Regions from separate parts of the Homo sapiens genome. Here region 2 is linked to region 1. Evidence: chromatin loops called from intact Hi-C (ENCODE). Cell type or tissue: ascending aorta. All regions are shown on one strand. Each heading gives the region's core, and the rest is flanking DNA. Links, peaks and the distances in the headings are about the cores only.

The links. Hi-C counts contacts between places; a loop is a spot of excess contacts. Peaks named below come from ENCODE experiments on the same cell type or tissue, not always from the same donor. Only the 100,000 strongest peaks of a DNase experiment are listed, where the experiment ranks them.
Region 2: it touches region 1 in a loop (4-fold over the local background); 6 of 110 quality-filtered maps call a loop at or near these places.

The regions. Positions count from the first base shown.
Region 1 is chr17:37,354,033-37,363,857 of GRCh38, reverse strand. All of the region lies in intron 1 of ACACA (acetyl-CoA carboxylase alpha), which reads left to right. Among named protein-coding and RNA genes, the nearest start is that of C17orf78, 17 kb to the left of the region's middle. RefSeq lists an enhancer at 8,033-8,532. In ascending aorta, for the core only: a CTCF peak has its summit at 4,497; DNase peaks (open chromatin) are centred at 4,567 and 5,287; H3K4me3 peaks cover 2,724 bases; H3K27ac peaks cover 2,792 bases.
Region 2 is chr17:36,539,399-36,549,223 of GRCh38, reverse strand. GGNBP2 (gametogenetin binding protein 2) reads right to left here and starts at 4,305. Exons shown (of 14, transcript NM_024835.5): 1 at 4,127-4,305; 2 at 3,407-3,605. The coding sequence starts at 3,499. It also overlaps a transcript of MYO19 not described here. In ascending aorta, for the core only: CTCF peaks have their summits at 4,888 and 5,154; DNase peaks (open chromatin) are centred at 3,393, 3,683, 4,323 and 5,062; H3K4me3 peaks cover 2,618 bases; H3K27ac peaks cover 2,573 bases.

The DNA.
Region 1 (9,825 bases), core at 1,573-6,572:
AGCCACCGTGCCCTGCCGCAAATTTTGTATTTTTATTAGAGACAGGGTTTCACTATGTTGGCCAGGCTGGTCTAGAACTCCTGACCTCGGGTGATCCACCCGCCTTGTGTTCCCAAAGTGCTGGGATTACAGGCGTGAGCCACCATACCCAGCCCATGGTTCTATTTTCTATTAAGGCACTTTGTTTCCTCCCTTGATTCAACTCAAACCTGACTTGAGAGACTTTCTTGTCCTAAGAGTGACAGGTATTGAAGGCCTTGTTGTTCAACAGAGACTCTGGCACACAAAGAGGGGAACAATAATGATAAATCTTAAACGACTGTTCTCAAACTTTAGGGTGATTAATTATTAGGGATGCTTTAAAAAAAGAAAAAGTCGGCCAGGTCCAGTGGCTCACGCCTGTAATCCCAGCACTTTGGGAGGCCAAGGCGGGTGGATCACAAGGTCAGGAGTTTAAGACCAGCCTGACCAACATGGTGAAGCCGCGTCTCTCCTAAAAATACAAAAATTAGCTGGGCATGGTGGCACGCGCCAGTAATCCCAGCTACTTGAGAGGCTGAGGCAGAAGAATCGCTTGAACCCGGGAGGTGGAGGTTGCAGTGAGCCGAGATCGTGCCACTGCACTCCAGCCTGGGTGACAGAGCGAGACCGTCTCAAAAAAAAAAAAAAAAAAAAAAAGAAAAAGAGAAAGAGAAAAGAAAAAGTCAACCAGGTGTGGTGGCATGTCCCTGTAGTCCCAGCTACTTGAGAGGCTGAGGTGGCAGGATCGCTTGAGCCCAGGAGTTGAGGCTGCAGTGAGTAGTTGTGATTAAAAAAAAAAAAAAGGGCTGGGAATCTGCATTTTTAACAAGCACCCTGGTGGTTTTGTTTTTTTTTTTTTTTTTGAGACGGAGTCTCGCTCTGTCGCCAGGCTGGAGTGCAGTGGCGCGATCTCAGCTTACTGCAAGCTCCGCCTCCCGGGTTCGCGCCATTTTCCTGCCTCAGCCTCCGGAGTAGCGGGGACTACAGGCGCCCGCCACCACATCTGGCTAATTTTTTGCGTTTTTAGTAGAGACGGGGTTTCACCACATTAGCCAGGATGGTCTCGATATCCTGACCTCGTGATCCACCCGCCTCGCCTCGGCCTCCCAAAGTGCTGGGATTACAGGCGTGAGCCACCGCGCCTGGCGCACCCTAGTGTTTGTTTCATCAGGTGGTTAGTGGGACATGCTTTGAGAAACGATGCCCTAATCTAAATATTTGACCGAAAAATGCCAAATGAAGCTGTCTGGACAGTGGCGCATATAATGTTTATATATATCTGGGTTTATCAATTTTTGAGAATTTATCTTTTCTCATCTATGGCTATTACAAATTCATATGGCTATCATCTAAAGAGTGTGACACAGACACTCTGTTTTAATGTGCTAGTTTTGTCTTCTTAAATAGACTATAATCACCTTGAAGACAGGGACCTCTCATACTTTTCTGACTTTACCCACAGGAAGATAAGAAAGCAACTTTAAGGTTGGAAGGTAGCTGGGATGCTCAGGATGAGTCCCTAATACCTTTACATCACCTTGAAAACCCTGGAAGTCATATATTTGGGATTTTGTATTCGTTTTCTAGGGCTGTTATAGCAAAGTACCACAAACTGGTGGCTTAAACAACAGAAATGCATTTCCTCAGTTCTGAAGGCTAGAAGTCCAAGATTAAGGTGTCAGCAGTTAGTTTTTTTCTGATATTTTCTCCTTGGTTTGTACATGGCCATGCATGCCCTATGTCTTCATATGTGTGTCTGTGTCCTCGTCGCCTCGTCTTATAAGGACGACAGTCATACTGGATTAGGGCCCACCCTTATGACCTCATTTTAATTTAATTACCTCTATAAAGACTTTGTCTCCAAATATACTCACATTCTGAGGTATTAGGGGTTAGGACTTCAACAAATGAATTTTGGGATACAATTCAGCCCATAACAGACCTCTAGTATCAGCTTCTAGAAATGTACCACTCATCCTTCTCTTCCATTTGTTAGTCTCATATAGTAAGTTCTCTCCACCCTTTGGTTCTCCTCCTCCGCCTCTTACAGACGTAATAGCTTGTGTAGCAATAACTCATGGAGCAGCTCTAAAGAACCTACAGTAGGGATGGGCAGGTTGTGGCATGCACCAAACACCGTAACACTCAGGGGTTGCTGAAATTCCAGTTGTACTGTCTTAAAGACACAGCTCTTTGCTCATTCTCTGCCCAGCTGTCTTAGCATTTGGTGATAACAATTAGATTATTAGATCCTCTGTAAGTGACCTTGGTATCGTAACTCATCCTTCCTTAATTACTTTTTTTTTCACTGTAGCTTCTATTAGGACTTTCTTTGGCCAGTTCTTTAGAAAGCTCAATTATTTAAAATAATCAGTGAAGTCAAAAGCAGGACATGCAGGGGCTGGCTGAAATTTCACATAAGGACAGTTTTTGAGGGTAAATCCCTGGTTTTGCAGAGCTTGTAAAGCTGGTAAACAGCAACACCATTAAGAATCCTGGGGAGACTTGGCGTGGTGGCTCACATTTGCGGCCAGCACTTTGGGAGGCTAAGGTGGGCGGATCACGAGGTCAAGAGATCGAGACCATCCTGGCCAACATGGTGAAACCCCGTCTCTACTAAAAATACAAAAATTAGCTGGACTTGGTGGTTTGTGCCTGGAGTCCCAGCTATTCGGGAGGCTGAGGCAGGAGAATGGCTTGAACCTGGGAGGTGGAGGTTGCAGTGAGCTGAGATTGCACCACGGCACTCCAGCCTGGGCGACAGAGCGAGACTCCATCTCAAAAAAAAAAAAAAAAGAATCCTGGGGAAAGAATTCCTATTACTTAAGAGGATCTAGGAAAGGTAAAAGAAAAGTAAGAGGCAACCGCATGGTTTTTAGTTCTTTTGAAGTCACTCCCTTCATGTCAGCTTCAGAGACTGCTGTTATGGAAAGGCAAGGCTTCCCTCTTCCCAGGCCATTTTTTTCGGTGAGTCAAATCAAACATCTTACTAAACCAGGAAGTCTTGCCCAATTATCTTTTTCCTCCCACTACATTTGTCCAACTGATTGATATATTAGTGATATAATTATTGTGAAATATGAATCCCTGTTCTGTAAAGTCCACATCTTTCCTAAGTTCTCTGCTTCCAATCCCTGTTATTTAATTAACTTATTTATTTAGAGATGGGGTCTTTTTACGTTGCCAGTGCTGGGGTGCAGTGGCTATTCACAGGCGCAGGCACAGTACACTACATATAGACTTGAACTCCTCGCCTCAAGCCATCCACCCACCTCAGCCTTCTGAGTAGGTGGGACTACAGTCCAGGTACGTGCCACTGTGCTTGACCCTATTATTTTAAAAATGGGTTGATAAATTCTTAGGGAAGCCCCACTTAGTGGGATTATGAGGGCTCCTAGATAAATATTGTTCCTTGTTGACCAATCTTTCCCTCTTTCTGCCTCAGCTTCCGCCAAGAACTTCTTACCTGGGCATGTATTTCTATCCTATTCACTTTTTACTCTCTGGCGTGGAACTTCTTCCTACCAAACTGTCATCCTCTGCACCTCTCCTGGCCTTCCTCACAAGTTTGTAAGCATTAAGAAGGTGCGCTGCATGCTTCATTAAATTCCTCCTTGGAAGGGCTGAGTTCACCCTGTTCTTCTCAAGTGCAATTTTCTCCAAGTTTCTTCCCTACGCAATGTTTGTATTGTGTTGGGACCCCTTCCAGTTATTATTAATTTTCAACACACAGCTACCATGAAAGTCTTGCTATGAAGTAACTGGCAAAACTAGAGACACCGACTGGCTTCCTCTCAAAGGCTCGGCGTGCCCACAGTGGAGGACGGGAAGCATTCTCCAATCCGAAAAGTCTGGAACGCTGTGGCAACTATTTTGCTCAGGGCAGGCAGAAGACGGTGGTTCTTTGGTACATTCCCCTTCTTACTGAGCTTCGTTTACTGAGGCTTCTCCTCAACACGCCAGGATCCAGCATGTATAACACCTTTGGAGTGGGCTGTCTCGGGGCTGAGGAGCGAAACGGGGGGCTGGTTATGGAGTTCCAGCATGGGGTTACTTAGCTCGCCCAGACTTGGAAACCAGCCAGCGTGATGAGGACAGGTAGTGGACGCGATTGCCCACCCCTTGTTAATGTGTTAGGATTAAACAGACAAACGGGCCCGCACACCGCCTGCCCCATTCTAGCCCGCCTTAATTCTGGGTTCCCTTTCCCCGCCTCTACAGGCCGGCTAGTCCTGGCCCCTCACTTGGGACGCCTCTGTCCCTGATGCGAGGCGCATGCGGGACCGCTTCCCCCACTCCCCTCTCCGCCAGGAGGAGGAGCCGAGGGGTTGGCCCCGTACCCGGCTGTGGCAGAAGGGGCCGCGAAGGCCGGGCCAGGGGCGCCACGACTGCCCAGGGCCCGCCCGCGGCCCGCCCGCGGCCCGCCCGCCCTCTAGCCGCTGGGCCCCGAATGGCAGATCCGCGCTCGGACCATCGGCATCGCCTCACATCGCTCCGCCCCGCGCCGCCCTCCCATTGGCTGCCGCTGAGCCCTCGGGCCCGCGCCTCGCCCCCCGGCGGCCCTGGCAGCGCCGCAGCCCGGAGCGGGGTCGGAGGTGAACGGCCTGGAGTAACCCCGGACGTAGTCACCTCATGGAGCTCGCCGGCTGAGGTGGGAGACAGGGGCGGGGCGGGGGCGGGTCAGGCCCCTGAAGCCCCGCCCCTTCTCCGTGTGCCGGGCCGGCCTGGTGCTGCACGCCTGTCAGCCATCGCCCGAGCCGCCGGCGTCTCCTCCCGCCCAGCAGTTCCTCCACGCAGGGGCTCCGGAATCGCCCGACCGCACACGTTGCCACCCTGAGGTGAGGTGAGGGCCGGCCCAGAACCTGTGACCGGGGACCTGGAGAAACTGGGGCCAAGGGAGGGGCGGCGGCAGGCAGGGGGCCGCCTCCCAGCCTCCGCTCACCCGCACGCGGCCTGGGCTCCACACTATCCAGATCGGGTGCGGGGCAGCCCAGCCCTTCCCGCAGCTCTGAGGCCTTGAGGTCCCCTCCCTAGAGACATGGAGAGGTCTGGGGTCTCGGGAGGTGGGGATTCAGATCCCGGAACTGGGAGGCGTACAGTTCAGGGCTCCTCTAGGAAGGGGGGCTGGAGTTTCTGCCTGGAGCTCGCCCGCCACCCCTCTTGCCCAGCTCCAGCGTGGTCTGATTCCTTCCAGACCCCTCTCCAATCCGATTCTGGGCTCGGGAGAGGGAGAAGACCACGTGGGAAGGGGGCGTTGCGGGTTGGGTCTGATTGCATTGAAAGTCCTTTCTCTCTTGCAGAGTGAGGTGTGGGGTGCAGACCTCACTTGCTCTCTCCGTGCCTTTGTATCGTGGCGAGAGCCAGGGCCAGGCAGGTTGTATCTGCCAGTTCCTGTTCCCAGGATTTTATTATGTTCTCTGCGAGGGACATAGTAAATGTACATGCCTTTTGTTACTCTCCTCGTTTGCCATGCTGATCAAGGGAAGTTACTGGAAATAGGACGTAGGAAGCTGATGTGAAGCTAATGATTTCACAGGAAAATGTGCGTGAAGGTCCTGCCCGGATCGGGGCCAACATTATTTTGGATTTGAGAGTGGGAGAGTGGACACTAATGGACACTTGAAATCACCTCTAAAAATCAGGGACTTCGTGTAGGCCTTGTGGGTTCTATAGAGACATTTAAGAATATAACTGCTCAGGAGAAATAGTTTAATTTCAGATATTTTTGTTTGGAGGTTTAAGACTGGAATAAAAAAAAAGACCCTAGGCCTTCCTGATTCTGTTTCTACTTAAGCGATGTTTCAGTAATTTCCTAATGTGTGGATAAACCTAATAACCACATCTTCAGTCTCAGAAGTTTATTTCCTTGGATTTTCTCTCTCTTTCCATTCATTTTTTCCCTCCCAATTCGGTAGTATAGATTGAGAAGCATGCTTTCTTTGGTTACATGGTCTTTTCTCACTCAGCAGGGAAGAATACTCATATTTGTCCCTTCTTGAGGGGGATGCCCTGGATGTCTGTGATGAGAAGGATTTCTGTGGTGCTTATTTGACAGGCACTTTTCAGAAAAGCATTGTGGCCTAATAGAGCAGGACCACAGTTTACCTGTCCAGATAGATGCCTGCTTGCTACAAATAGCAAGTTTTTTCCCACTTCTCTTGCCTCAGTTTCTTCATTTCTCAGTAAAACTGAATGCATAACAGGAGGACTGATGTGAACCCAAGAATATTAAACATTTTAAAGTGGGCATATGAAAGATGCCAAAGGTAAAGTATTAATTTATGAAGCCATCTGTGTTTACTAGTGTTGTAGAATTTTGTTGTTGTTGTTTTGTTTGTTTGTTTGAGATGGAGTCTTGCTCTGTCACCCAGACTGGAGTGCAATGGTGCGATCTTGGCTCACTGCAACCTTCGTCTCCTGGTTTCAAGAGATTCTCATGCCTCAGCCTCCCGAGTAGCTGGGATTACACGCGTGCGCCACTACGCCTGGCTAATTTTTGTATTTTCGGTAGAGACAGGGTTTCACCATGTTGGCCAGGCTGGTCTCCAACTCCTGACCTCAGGTGATCCACCCTCCTCGGCCTCCCAAAGTGCTGGGATTATAGGCATGAGCCACCACGCCAGGCTTGTTTTGTTTTGATTTACCAGTGCATAATAGAAATACATCAAGCATAAGATTAAATTGCTTTTTAAAAAGGAAGTCTTGGGAAATGGTGGCATTTATCTTAGTGAATTTATAGTTCAAAAACTAGGTAATGCTGAAGACCTGGTATTGTGAAAGCCAGCCTCAGAGAACGCTCTCTCATCTGATGTTGACCTCTCTAAAGTGCTGTGAACAGGTTCAGGTGTAGATCACTATGTAACATTATTTCCTTTGCAGTCAATGACTAGGAAAATTTTTATACCTGTCACGTGGACTGGTTTAACAGGTTTAGGGCTAGTGTTTTTCTTTCTTTAAAATCTTTTTTTCCTTTAATTGGATGGCTAATATCCTAATAGTCTTAGTTGAGGAAAGAAGTAAATTAAAATACAAACTGTGGAATAATGCATTAGAAATTAGTATTTTCAATTGTGGGAGGAGAAGAGAATCCTTTTGTAATTCAGAAAAAAAAGTTATCTCATTATCTAACATGTTCTTAAAGATTAACAATTATAGAAGCTGCCGGGCGCGGTGGCTCACTCCTGTAATCCTAGCACTTTGAGAGGTCGAGGCTGGCGAATCACAAGGTCTGGAGATCGACACCATCCTGGCTAACACAGTGAAACCCCGTCTCTACTAAAAATACAAAAAATTAGCTGGGTGTGGTGGTAGGCACCTGCAGTCCCAGCTACTCGGAAGGCTGAGGCAGGAGAATGGCATGAACCTGGGAGGCAGAGCTTGCAGTGAGCTGAGATTGCGCCACTGTACTCCAGCCTGGGTGACAGAGTGAGACTCCGTCTCAAAAAAATAATAATAATAATAATTATAGGAGCTATGTGTCAAGTATCTTTCCAAACCCGTAAAACAGTAAGATTACAAAAAAGCGAATAAACAGTAGAAACTCATTGGCTAAAAAATTCCTATTAACTATTGAGATAATTACCATTAATCTTCTACTTTAACAGATTATTAACAGATTATTAACTGGTTTTTTGCTTGTTTCAATTTAATTTTATTTTATTATTTTTTGGAGTCGGAGTCTCGCTCTTTTGCCCAGGCTGGAGTGCAGTGGCACGATCTCGGCTCACTGCAACCTCCACCTCTCAGGTTCTAGCAATCCTGCCTCACCCCCCTGAGTAGCTGAGACTACAAGGTGTGCGCCACCATGCCCGGCTAATTTTTTGTATTTTTAGTAGAGATGGGGTTTCGTCATGTCGGCCAGGCTGGTCATAAACTCCTGACCTCAGGTGGTCCGCCCTCCTCATCTTCCCAAAGTGTTGGGATTACAGGCGTGAGCCACCGCATCTGGCCTCCATTTTATTTATTTATTTATTTATTTGAGACAGAGTTTCACTCTTGTTGCCCAGGCTGGAGTGCAATGATACAATCTCGGTTCACCGCAACCTCCGCCTCCCGGGTTCAAGCGATTCTCCTGCCTCAGCCCCTCGAGTAGCTGGGATTACAGGCATGTGCCACCACGCCTGGCTAATTTTTTTGTATTTTTAGTAGAGATGGGGTTTCTCCATGTTGGTCAGGCTGGTCTCGAACTCCCGACCTCGGATAATCTGCCCACCTCAGCCTCCCAAATTGCTGGGATTATGGGCGTGAGCCACCGTGCTTGGCTATTTTATTTTATTTTTTTGAGACAGAGTCTCACTCTGTCACCCAGGCTGGAGTGCAATGGTGTGATCTTGGCTCCCTGTGACCTCCACCTCCCATGTGCAAGCGATTCTCCTGCCTCAGCCTCCCGTGTAGCTCGGATTACAGGCGCCTGCCACCACACCTGGCTGATTTTTGTATTTTTAGTAGAGACGGGGATTCACTGTGTTGGCCAGCCTGGTCTTGAACTCCTGACCTTGTGATCCACCCACTTCGGCCTCCCAAAGTGCTGGGATTACAGGTGTGAGCCACTGCGCCTGGCCACTTTATTTTTTATGTATTTATTTATTTTTTTGGAGATGGAGTCTCACTTTGTCACCCAGGCTGGAGTGCAGTGGTGTGATCTCGGCTCACTGCAACCACCGCCACCCGGGTTCAAGCAATTCTCCTGCCTCAGCCTCCCAAGTAGGTGGGATTACAGGCGCATGCCACCATGCCTGGCTAATTTTTGTATATTAATAGAGATGGGGTTTCACCATATTGGCCAGGTTGTTCTCTAACTGACGTCAGGTAATCTGCCTGCCTTGGCCTCCCAAAGTGCTGGGATTACAGGCATGAGCCACTGTGCCTGGCCTTTATTTTTAAGTGTTTTTGATTTATTATTTTTTTAGAGATTCTCTCGCTGTGTCACCCAGGCCGGATGGAGTGCAGTGACGTGATCATTGCTCATTGCAGCCTCAACCTGGGCTCAAGCAGTCCTCCACCTTACCTTCTGGAGTAGCTGGGACTGCAGGTGTACACCACTGCGCCCAGCTAATTTTAAATTTTTTTTGTGGGGTGGAGTGGGGGTCTCGCTTTACTGCCTAGACTGGTCTCGAACCCCTGGCTTCAAGTGATCCTCCGACTTCAGCCTCCCAAAGTGTTGGGATTATAGGTGTGAGCCATTGCACTCAGCCTGTTTCTTTAATTTTAAAAAACTGTAATGAGTACTGTATTCGCTTGAATCTAATGGACTATTTGAAGGTGATATTAAACAGGTAAGAAACTATGACAAATAGTGTCATAAGGATGTTGCACTTACACTGTATAAATCTGATTGATATGGCATTAATTCTTATGAGTTTAGCTGGCCAATCTCATTTAAGTGTTCTCTAATGATGCAGTTCTCTTACTAATTTGTTACTTTTTCAAGTTACCATTGGGCTGTCTAGTCTTAGGATGTTTAAGGAGGCAAGTGAAAAGTGGCTTCAGCAAGGGCTATTCAGTGCCCTGCCTAAAGGTTGGTGGCCCCAGTTGGTCTTGCCTTTCGATGATGTTGAGACTTAGACTCATTCCATCCTTTTAGCATGCCATACTCATGCTGTTTTATATAAGGAACCACAATAATGTTTACCATTCCATGACATCAGGACTGGAAATTGCATGGCAGTACTATTTATGGAGTGGTTATTTCAGATAGAATAAAATTGTATAAATTATTTTCTTTATTTTGAGACAGGGTCTCTCTCTGTCATCCCGGCTGGAGTGCAGTGGTGCAAACATGGCTCACTACAACCTTGACCTCCT
Region 2 (9,825 bases), core at 3,065-8,064, 820 kb after region 1:
CTCAAAAAAAAAAAAACTTTAATTCTTCAGATTTCTCTAAAATCAAATATGTATTCTATCTGTTATTTTATAATTGTAGTAACACTGAACAACATTTTAGCCAGAGTATAAAACTTTCTTAAATATTTCACCATTCCACCAACTTATTTGGAATTTTCTCAAGTACACCTACATCAGCCCTATCCTATACTCAGGTGTTCAAACTCACTGAACTACCATGGGAATCTTCTAAACATGGACACAACATATCACATAAAAGAAGAGGCTATTTTTTTTTTTGAAACGGAGTTTCACTTTGTCTCCCAGGCTGGAGTGCAGTGGCGCAATCTTGGCTCACTGCAACCTCCGCCTCTGGGGGTTCAATCAATTCTCTTGCCTCAGTCTCATCAGTAGCTGGGTCTACAGGCACACTCTACCACACCCACTGATTTTTTTGTATTTCAGTAGAGACAGGTTTTTACCACATTGCCCAGGCTGGTCTCAAACTCCTGAGCTCAGGCAATCTGCCAGCCTCGGCCTCCCAAAGTGCTAGGATTACAGGCATGAGCCACAGCACCGGGCCTAAGGCTACTTTTTTTTTTTTTTTTTTTTTTTTTTTTTTTTTTTTTGAGACAGAGTCTTGCTCTTGTTGCCCAGGCTGGAGTGCAGTGGTGCGATCTCGGCTCACCGCAACCTCCACCTCCCGGGTTCATAGGATTCTCCTGCCTCAGCCTCCTGAGTAGCTGGGATTACAGGCACCCACCACTATGTCTGGCTAATTTTTGTATTTTTAGTAGAGACGGGGTTTTGCCATGTTGGCCAGGCTGGTCTTGAATTCCTGACCTCCAGTAATCCACCTGCCTCAGCCTCCCAAAGTGCTGGGATTACAAGCGTGAGCCACCAAACCCAGCCTAAGGCTACTTCTTTACATACAAGTTTGTTAATTTCATTTTACAAGTCCAAATTACAACTGCCAGTTTAACTAAGGGTAAAGTTTCAGCATCCCAACTAAAATGATAAAGTCTGCAACTGCCTGTAAACATTGTAACTATATTGCAACATTTAGCTACTATCAAAATCCTAAGACTACTATTTGAAATAAGTTCAAACAATGTTTCCTCAGTGCATTACCTACAGACCCTAGGGACAAAGACAAAACCTAAGGTTAACTTCAGGCATCCACTGCCATCTATCAAAGGAACAATGCAGAGCATAAAACTCTGATAGGGGCATCTTCCTTCCCTCTTCCCTTTTCCCCTTCTCTCCCAACAGGTGTTTTGCTCTGCATTCTCCCTTTCAGTAGTATTTGGTAGAATATCCTGAAAGAAACTTGTTTCCCTTGACAAGAATTTTCACTAACATTCACTCACAGCATTCAATGACTGTGCAGAAGTCCCAGCACAAATAAATGTCTCACTCATTCCTTTGTGATAAAAACCCATTCTGAAGCAAAGAAAAACTGCACCTTTTCCTAAATGTTATTTTGAGATATTTAAATTAAGTGAGCTTAAGTTTTATTTGCCTTAGTCACAAGTCCACAGTACAATAAAAGCAAAATTCAACCGCCAGATACAGTGCAAAGTAAGTTCCATACTAAACCACATTGCAAGGTTACATCTTTTTCAGTGGAAAATTTTGGAAAGTCACATCATTGTGGAGAGAATACAGTATAAAAGCACTTAAAAAGTTGGCCATTTTAAAGTGCTATATGACAGATGTATTAATGTGCTGCATTCACAAAGGTGGTTATGTGAATATACCAAGAACTAGTGTCTTTTGAAGACTATTTATGTTGGTTTTCCCTATGTTTTGATATGTTTTCCTATGTTATGATTATTCATTAAATAATAATCTTATATCCAAACTCACTGAATTTTTTTTTTTAACTCCACAGCCATTGTGGGACAATAAACCTTAAAGGCTGATATCATAACTATATGCTTCAGAAAAGTGTTTATGTTAGCAGGGGAGAGAAGAAAGAAAATATCAACAAATGAATCCCTATCTGAAGTCCAAACTGAGAAATGCATTATTTAATATGATCACAGTGCTAGTTTCAACTATTTAAAAATACAAGTCCATTATACTTCTAATGCAAAAAGTACAGAAATCATAATCAAGACACACAATTTCTAATGCATCAACACTATTTACTTTATGTCAGAACAAATCATTCTACCTTTTTTCATGAAAAATAAATGCACTTGAATAATTAGAAATGCTGTCACTTAAAAACTTCTAATAAATTAAGTCATTCAATAGCTCTTCTAATCCTTTTTAAAGTACTGCAGCTCAATCAAGTCTTAATTGAGACTGGCAAGCATAAAGGCATAGACTGGCATCTCTACAATGACTTGCATTTTACATAAAATTTGAAAAAACTTCGGTAGATATTTGCAAAAAAAAATATTGAGGAACAAAACTGATCAACTGCCTTTGATAGCAAAAGAATACTGATGAGATGAAGAGACTTAGGTGCACCTTATCGAAATAAGCAAATGTATAATCCAAAGCTTCAGCATCATCAAAACGCAGATTTCAAAAGATATTCGGAAAAGGTTAATTTCATTTCTTAAGTGGCAAGCAACTGCACTCATTTCCTGTTCAGATTCAATTCAAATTTCAGCCATTTCCTTTTAAAGGAAACAGTACAGCAACATAGGGCAGAGGGTCGATAATGCTACACTACCAAATCTAAAGAATAAAGTACCCGGAACTGGGTCTTGACACTCAAGATGAGCAATCAGCTTTTTATAGTACTCTTACACATTCAATAATTTGGCTTCCTTTAAAAAAAAAAAAGTCCACCTGTAAACTAAATAATGCGAAGAAAGCCCGTTTTGAAGAAAGGGCCTAGCAATACAATCATTTCAAGAGTTTTAATGCATTAGGCAATACGAGACTATTTACAACGAAATCAAACCATTTTAGTGGAATCTTGACTGTGCACGAGCATGTCACTCTGCCCCCAGTAATTAAGCTTATGTGGTGAGAGCTACCAGTATTAAAACAGAAAATACACAGGTAGCAGTGCAGCTGCGACATTACCAGGTAATTAAGCCTCCCCGAGGGTAGGTGGTTTCTGTATGGGGTAGGCCCTAAACGCCCAAGATCCTTCAACCCCTCTCTGAGATGTGTGCTTTGACAAAAGCAGCGTCTCCTAAAGGGAAAGGGTCAAGGAATAAGGTTCCAAAAGAAGGAAAATCTGGAGAGAGGGAGTGCGTACGGAGCTCTGGGCTTGGGGCCGACAGAGGTTACCGAGCCACCCACTGCAAAGGCGAGTTTGTGGGGCCTGCTGAAGAGAAGGCCTCGCCTAGGAGTTGCAACACACTCTTTCTCCAGTGCGCAGCGCTCGGCCTGGGGGAGGGGGAGGAGGGGAAACAGCTGCCAGGGGAGCGGCGGGCCCAGCCCGGCCCGGCCCGCTCACCGTCAGGGTGTCGTCTATGTAGAGGGGAATCTGCCTCCTCTCGAAGGGGAACTCCTCCTCCCCGTCCCTGCACACTGCCACGAGTCGCGCCATCGTCCCCGACGCTGCCGTTGCCACCGTCACCACCTCCTCCCAGCTGCCGCCGCCGCCGCCGCTGCTGTTTCTGCCGCCGCCGCTGCCGCCTCCTCCCAGCTCCTGCCTGCAACAGCCAAACCCCGCGAGCGTAAGCACCCGCCGCTGCGCAGCACATTCGCCACGGGGGGCAGGGAGCGGAGCGGGAGGGTACGGGAGAGCCGGGCTGCGTTTCCCATCACCCGATTCCACACACGCTCAGCCAATCAGCGCCCAGCGCCGCCGGGACCCGCCCCCCTCGCGCCGCGCTCCCTCCCTCTCTCCCGCCCGCCCGCCCGCCCGCCGGCCTCCAGTCAGGGTCCAAAGGAGAGGCGGAAGGGACCGGCCTGCCGGGGGCTTCCCCGCCCGCTGCAGGAGTCCCGGCCCCAGGACCCCACCCCTGGCCTGGGCCCCGCAGCCTGTTCCCCGCCGCCCGCCGCCCGGGTGCCCTCTGCCCCCAACTGACCCCTTCTCCCCGCTTCTGGGCGCACCCCGCCCAGTCGGCCCCAGGACTGCAGTTGCCCAGCGCGACCCCGCCCCTGGGAGGGATCGACCCCGCAGCGGCTCTGCGGAGTCCAGGGAACGGGGAGGCTCAGACCCTTTCCTCACCCTTCTCGGAGGAGGCTGTCGGTTCCGACCTTCACCGTTTTCGTGGTCGCCTCGCTAACTCCCACCTCTGCTCCCTGTTACTGGCTGACGAGGCCCGCGTCAGGGCCGGCGTGGGCGGGAGCGCAGCTCCGAATGTCGTTTCCTCTACGGGCAGTCAGCCGCTCGCGCCGCGGGGAGTGGAAGAAGGAGGGCGGGGGACGAGGGGAAGGTGGGGCCGGGCGGGGTCGGGCGCCGGGCGGGACCCACGTCCTCTCGCGAGACTGGGGCTGGCCGCGCTGGGGACCCCGCTGGAGAAATTTGCGCCCAGAGGGTGCGGGGCCGCCCTGGCCGTCCCGCCCGTGGGCCCGGCGCCCTTCTCGGAGCCCAGCCATTCCGCTAGACCCGAACTAGGACTGGTAGGAGGGGTGATCGGCCCAACCTCAGGCCCCAGCCGCGGGCCGGGAAGGCTTCCCCACGGACGAGGGGCAAGCCCCTCGACGTCAGGGTGTCGTCTATGTAGAGGGGAATCTGCCTCCTCTCAAAGGGGAATTCTTTCAGCGAGTCAAGCCCGTCTGATTCGGGGCTGACTCAGGGCAGAGGCCCAGAGAGGACCTGGATAGGTTGCGAGAAGTCGAGATCAGAGGGGGCGGAAGGCAGTGAGAAAAGGGAGACGAGCATCGGGGGGTGAGAGACAAACTCAGGTCTGGCTCTTGGCCCTTGACGCCACTGAATTCGCTTCCCACGGTGGGAAGAGGAGAAAAGGGCCCTGACACCGCGGCTCGCCAGGGGCCCGCTGCGTAGCTGCATCCCGATCCCGCTGAGGGGACAGCAAATAGTGAAGTGCTGATAGCTTGTGGTTGTCGTTACACTGGAAGGAAATAGAAAACCGGACAGTGGTGTGTGTGTGTGCGTCTTGGCCAAAGGAACTTCTTGGGCTGGGTTAATGTGAGCAGGTACTCCCTTGGGCGAAGTACTGGCACTGGCCAACGGCCTTTCCCTCTGGCCGTCTCCGAGGAAGCAGAGCTGCTGTGAAGACAGTTCCTCTCGCCACCGTGTGTTCAGTTCTGACCTTGAAGGTTTTGGAGGTCTGTTGTGAAGATATTTAGCCTATGAAAGTCCTGGTGATCTGAAGGACAGATCAATTTACTGCTCTATTTCCTGGAGCTGTGATACCTTTAAAAAAAGTATTTTGGGTCGGGCATGGTGGCTCACGCCTGTAATCCCAGCACTTTGGGAGGCCGAGGTGGGTGGATCACCTGAGGGTCAGGAGTTTGAGACCAGCCTGACCAATATGATGAAACCCCCGTCTCTACTAAAAATACAAAAATTAGCCGGGCGTGGTGGCATGTACCTGTAATCCCAGCTACTAGGGAGGCTGAGACGGGACAATCACTTGAACCCGGGAGGCGGAGGTTGCAGTGAGCCCAGATCGCGCCATTGCACTGCAGCCTGGGCAACAAGAGCGAAACTCCATCTCAAAACAAAATAAAGTATTTTGGTTATCACATGGAGTCTTAGAGATTCACAACAAATAACCCATAGTGCACCCTTAGCCATGTTGACTTAGTACATTGTGTGGTCATTGTTAGGGTCGGTGACATAATAAACGAAGAACCATTGTTCATTCCCGAAGGTGTCATTACCCGGCAAATATTTATGTCTTCTGGGCCGGGGTCATGGCTCACGCCGGTAATCCCAGCACTTTAGGAGGCGAGGTGGGTGGATTACTTGAGGTCAGGAGTTCGAGACTGGCCTGACCAACATGGTGAAACCCAGTCTCTACTAAAAATACAAAATTAGCCGAGCGTGGTGGCGCACGCCTGTTATCCCAGCTACTCGGGAGGCTGAGGCAAGAGAATCGCTTGAACCCGGGAGGCAGAGGTTGCAATGATCCGAGATCGCGCCATTGTGCTCCGGCCTGGGCGACGAGTGAAACTACGTCTCAAAAAAAAATTTTTTTTATGTCTTCTGGCCATGTTAGCAGAGTAGAAGAGTGAGTATTAGCTTGAATCTAATACGTATGTATGATGTTCATATACATAGCCAAAATTTGGACATTTTTAGAGAATCTTGCGTTTTATGTAAAAAACAAAACAAAAACCAGGACGGGGGCGGCGGCTAACACCTGTAATCCCAAGACTTTGGGAGGCCAAGGCGGGCGGGTCACTTGAGGTCAGGAGTTCGAGACGAGCCTGGGCAACATGGAGAAAACCTGTCTCTACTAAAAATACAAAAATCAGCTGGGCGTGGTGGCGAGCACTTTTAATTCCAGCTACTCCGGAGGCTGAGGCAGAAGAATCGCTTGAACCGGGAAGGCGGAAGTTGCAGTGAGCCAAGATACTGTGGCCTTCAGTATCTAGAGGTGCTCCTACAGTGGTACATCAATTAATGTACCCACTTTAAACCTTTTTTTTTTTTTTGAGACGGAGTCTCACTCTGTCGCCCAGGCTGGAGTGCAGTGGCGCTATCTCGGCTCACTGCAAGCTCCGCCTCCCGGGTTCATGCCATTCTCCTGCCTCAGCCTCCCGAGTAGCTGGGACTACAGGCGCCTGCCACCACGCCCAGCTAATTTTTTGTGTTTTTATTAGAGACGGGGTTTCATCGTGTCAGCCAGGATGGTCTTGATCTCCTGACCTCTTGATCCGCCCGCCTCGGCCTCCCAAAGTGCTGGGATTACAGGCGTGAGCCAACGTGCCCAGCCTAAACCTTTTAGACTTCATTAGGATTCTGGTTGGTAAAGAACATTAAAAATGACAAGCTCATTATATAGGTGCTAATTTTAATTACTTTGACTACTGAACACACGCCAGGTACTAACAAAGAAGGGAGTATTCACCCTGGGGATTTAAATCTGTGAAAAGGTATTAAAACATATATAAAACATAATAAAATGAAATCCCAAAGGTCTCTTTCCATCTGAGCTTACTTTCCCTAATTTGGGTTTGTCTCTTAGGTCCACCGGGCATACTTAGTATCTTTGGACAAATAGGAATTCAATGAAAACGTATTCTTAAAGGCGAAAAAGGTGGATTTGCTAGGTAAGTTGCTGTTTCTCAAGGAGGTAGCCTGGGTGCTATAAATCCAATCCAATCTAATCTAATCTAATACCATACAATATAATACAATCGATACAATAAAATCAATATCCCAAGGAAAACGCTTAGAAAATTATTTCATGGCAAAATAATTTTTCAAAGTTTTCACTGTGCATCTTCCTGGTTTTAGAGTAGGCACTTATTTTTATTTTCACTATTGCTCTATTTTTAGCCATAACCACCAGTACTGCAGCAAATACTTCTTGAGAATTATCCTATGTACTTTAAAATGAAAAGTATCTGCTTTTAGAGAGCAAACCTCTAATTGACGAAATATATAATTGCTACATTAAAAGACAGTTGTCTGTTGCCTATTATTTCATTTTGATATTGGCATTGTGAAATGCAAGTTCAAAGGATTTGAAAGGCCAGGAAAGTAAAGGCAATCAACAGCAGAACACATTTTGCTGGTACCTAATAAAGAACAGTTGGAGGGACGGAGCTGTAATAAATTATCAGCAAACTACCATTCTTTTTCTTAGGTCCAAATGTGTGAGACGCTAGCCACAAAATGCAGGCATAAATGAGATCTATCTGTTCTCCAGGCTACCTAGGTTTAAAAAAAATGAAAAGTACCAAGGTATTCCTTATTATGTCTTAGCTTCATAGACTATATTTAAACTCCTAGGGAGGAACATAAGGTTCTTGTATGATTTATATAAATACATTGGACATTTATGCTCAATAAAAATAAAACTGGTTGTCATCTTCGGCACACAAGAGCTACTGGGGCACGTGTAGTAGACATCCCCAGTTTATAATTGTGTAAAATTAAAATTGGCCGGGTGCGGTGGCTCGCACCTGTAATCCCAGCACTTTGGGAGGCCGAGGCAGGCGGATCACGAGGTCAGGAGATCCAGACCATCTTGGCTAACGGTGAAACCCCGTCTCTAATAAAAATACAAAAAATCAGCCGGGTGTGGTGGCGGGCACCTGTAGTCCCAGCTACTCGGGAGGCAGAGGCAGGAGATCGTGCCACTGCACTCTAGCCTGGGTAACAGAGCAAGACTGCGCCTCAAAAAAAAAAAATTAAAATTATGGGAGTCACTTTCTGAAGGGCATAGATAGGCTGAGGTCCTGGACAGATTATGTTCTTCTTACTCCTCACTTTGTTATCTTTCCCTCTCCTCTGCCCTCAAAAATTGATAGTTGCAAGGAAAATGATAGTTGATTAGAAGACTTTTTGTTGTTTCATTATAATAACCACAGTTTTATGTGGTAAGACAATCTATGGCCACAGAATGTTATTTAAATTACCATAGTGACCTAAACCTGAGGATCTGTGGATTGGGTTTTCTTTTTCATGAGCTGACACTGGGAAGTTCTGTTTTATCTGTCAAAAATAAACACACCTGGTTGGGTGCGGTGGCTCATGCCTATATCCCAGCACTTTGGGAGACCAAGGTGGGCGGATCACTTGAGGACAGGAGTTCGAGACTGGCCTGGCCAACATGGTAAAACCTCATCTCTACTAAAAATACAAAAATTAGCCAGGCGAAGTGGCGTGTGCCTGTAATCCCAGCTCCTCGGGAGGCTGAGGCAGAAGAATTGCTTGAATCTGGGAGGCGGAGGTTGTAGTGAACCAAGACTGTGCCACTGCACTCCAGCCTGGGAGACAGAGCAAGACTCCATCTCAAAAAAAAAAAAAAAAGACAGTAGAATATTAAACGTCATTATAGGCCAGGATCACGACGCCTGTAATCCCAGCACTTTGGGAGGCTGTGATGGGAGGATCACGTGAAGCCAGGAATTTGAGACCAGCCTGGGCAACCCCATCTCTATTTTTTACAGATTTAAATTAAACCTTAATTTAGCCATAGTTTTATTAAATTACACTGGGTACTTGATGACTCTCATCTTTCTTATTGGTTCTCCTTTCCCTTAGCATGGTAGGTGAGGATGCCTGATGTGGCCCCTGCCTGCCTCTCCAGCTCTCTGCCCATGCTCTTCCTTCTTCTGTGTTCAGCCTTCTTTCAATTCCATTATGTGCTTGGTGCCCTCCCAACGTAGGACTTTTGCTGAGGGAGTCATCCATCTATAATGTTCTCTGCCATTTGCCCCCCAGCCCCCAGACACATAAGACTTTATAACTCCTCATCCCACTAATCAGCTCTAGCTCAAAAAAAAAAAAAAATCTGTGGGGAAAACTTGACTCCTTACTAGGTCAGTTCTTGATTTGACACTCTTGACAACCTATGCTTTTTCTTCATAACTTAGCATTTCACAATAGATGTTTAATGTCTGTTTCCTCCACTAGATTGCAAGCTCTGAGGTATCAGGAAATTTGTGCTGTGCTTCTTAAATCCCTAGCATAGGGTAGGCTAAAAGATGAATTAATCCCAAAGCAAAACTTTGTCTCGTAATTATTATGTGTATAAGCTATAATATAACATCCAATTCAGTCTATTTTTTTTTTTGTAGACAGGGTCTCACTGTTTCCCAGGATGGTCTTGAACTCCTGGGCCCAAGCAATCCTCCCACCTCAGCCTCCCAAAGTGCTAGGATTACAGGCGTGAGTCACCATGCCCAGCCTTCCATCTATTCTTTGGTGCATTTAACTGTCTGACTTCATAGTATATAAGTATTTTATTTTTAAAATTTTTCTTTTTATATCCACCCATCTGC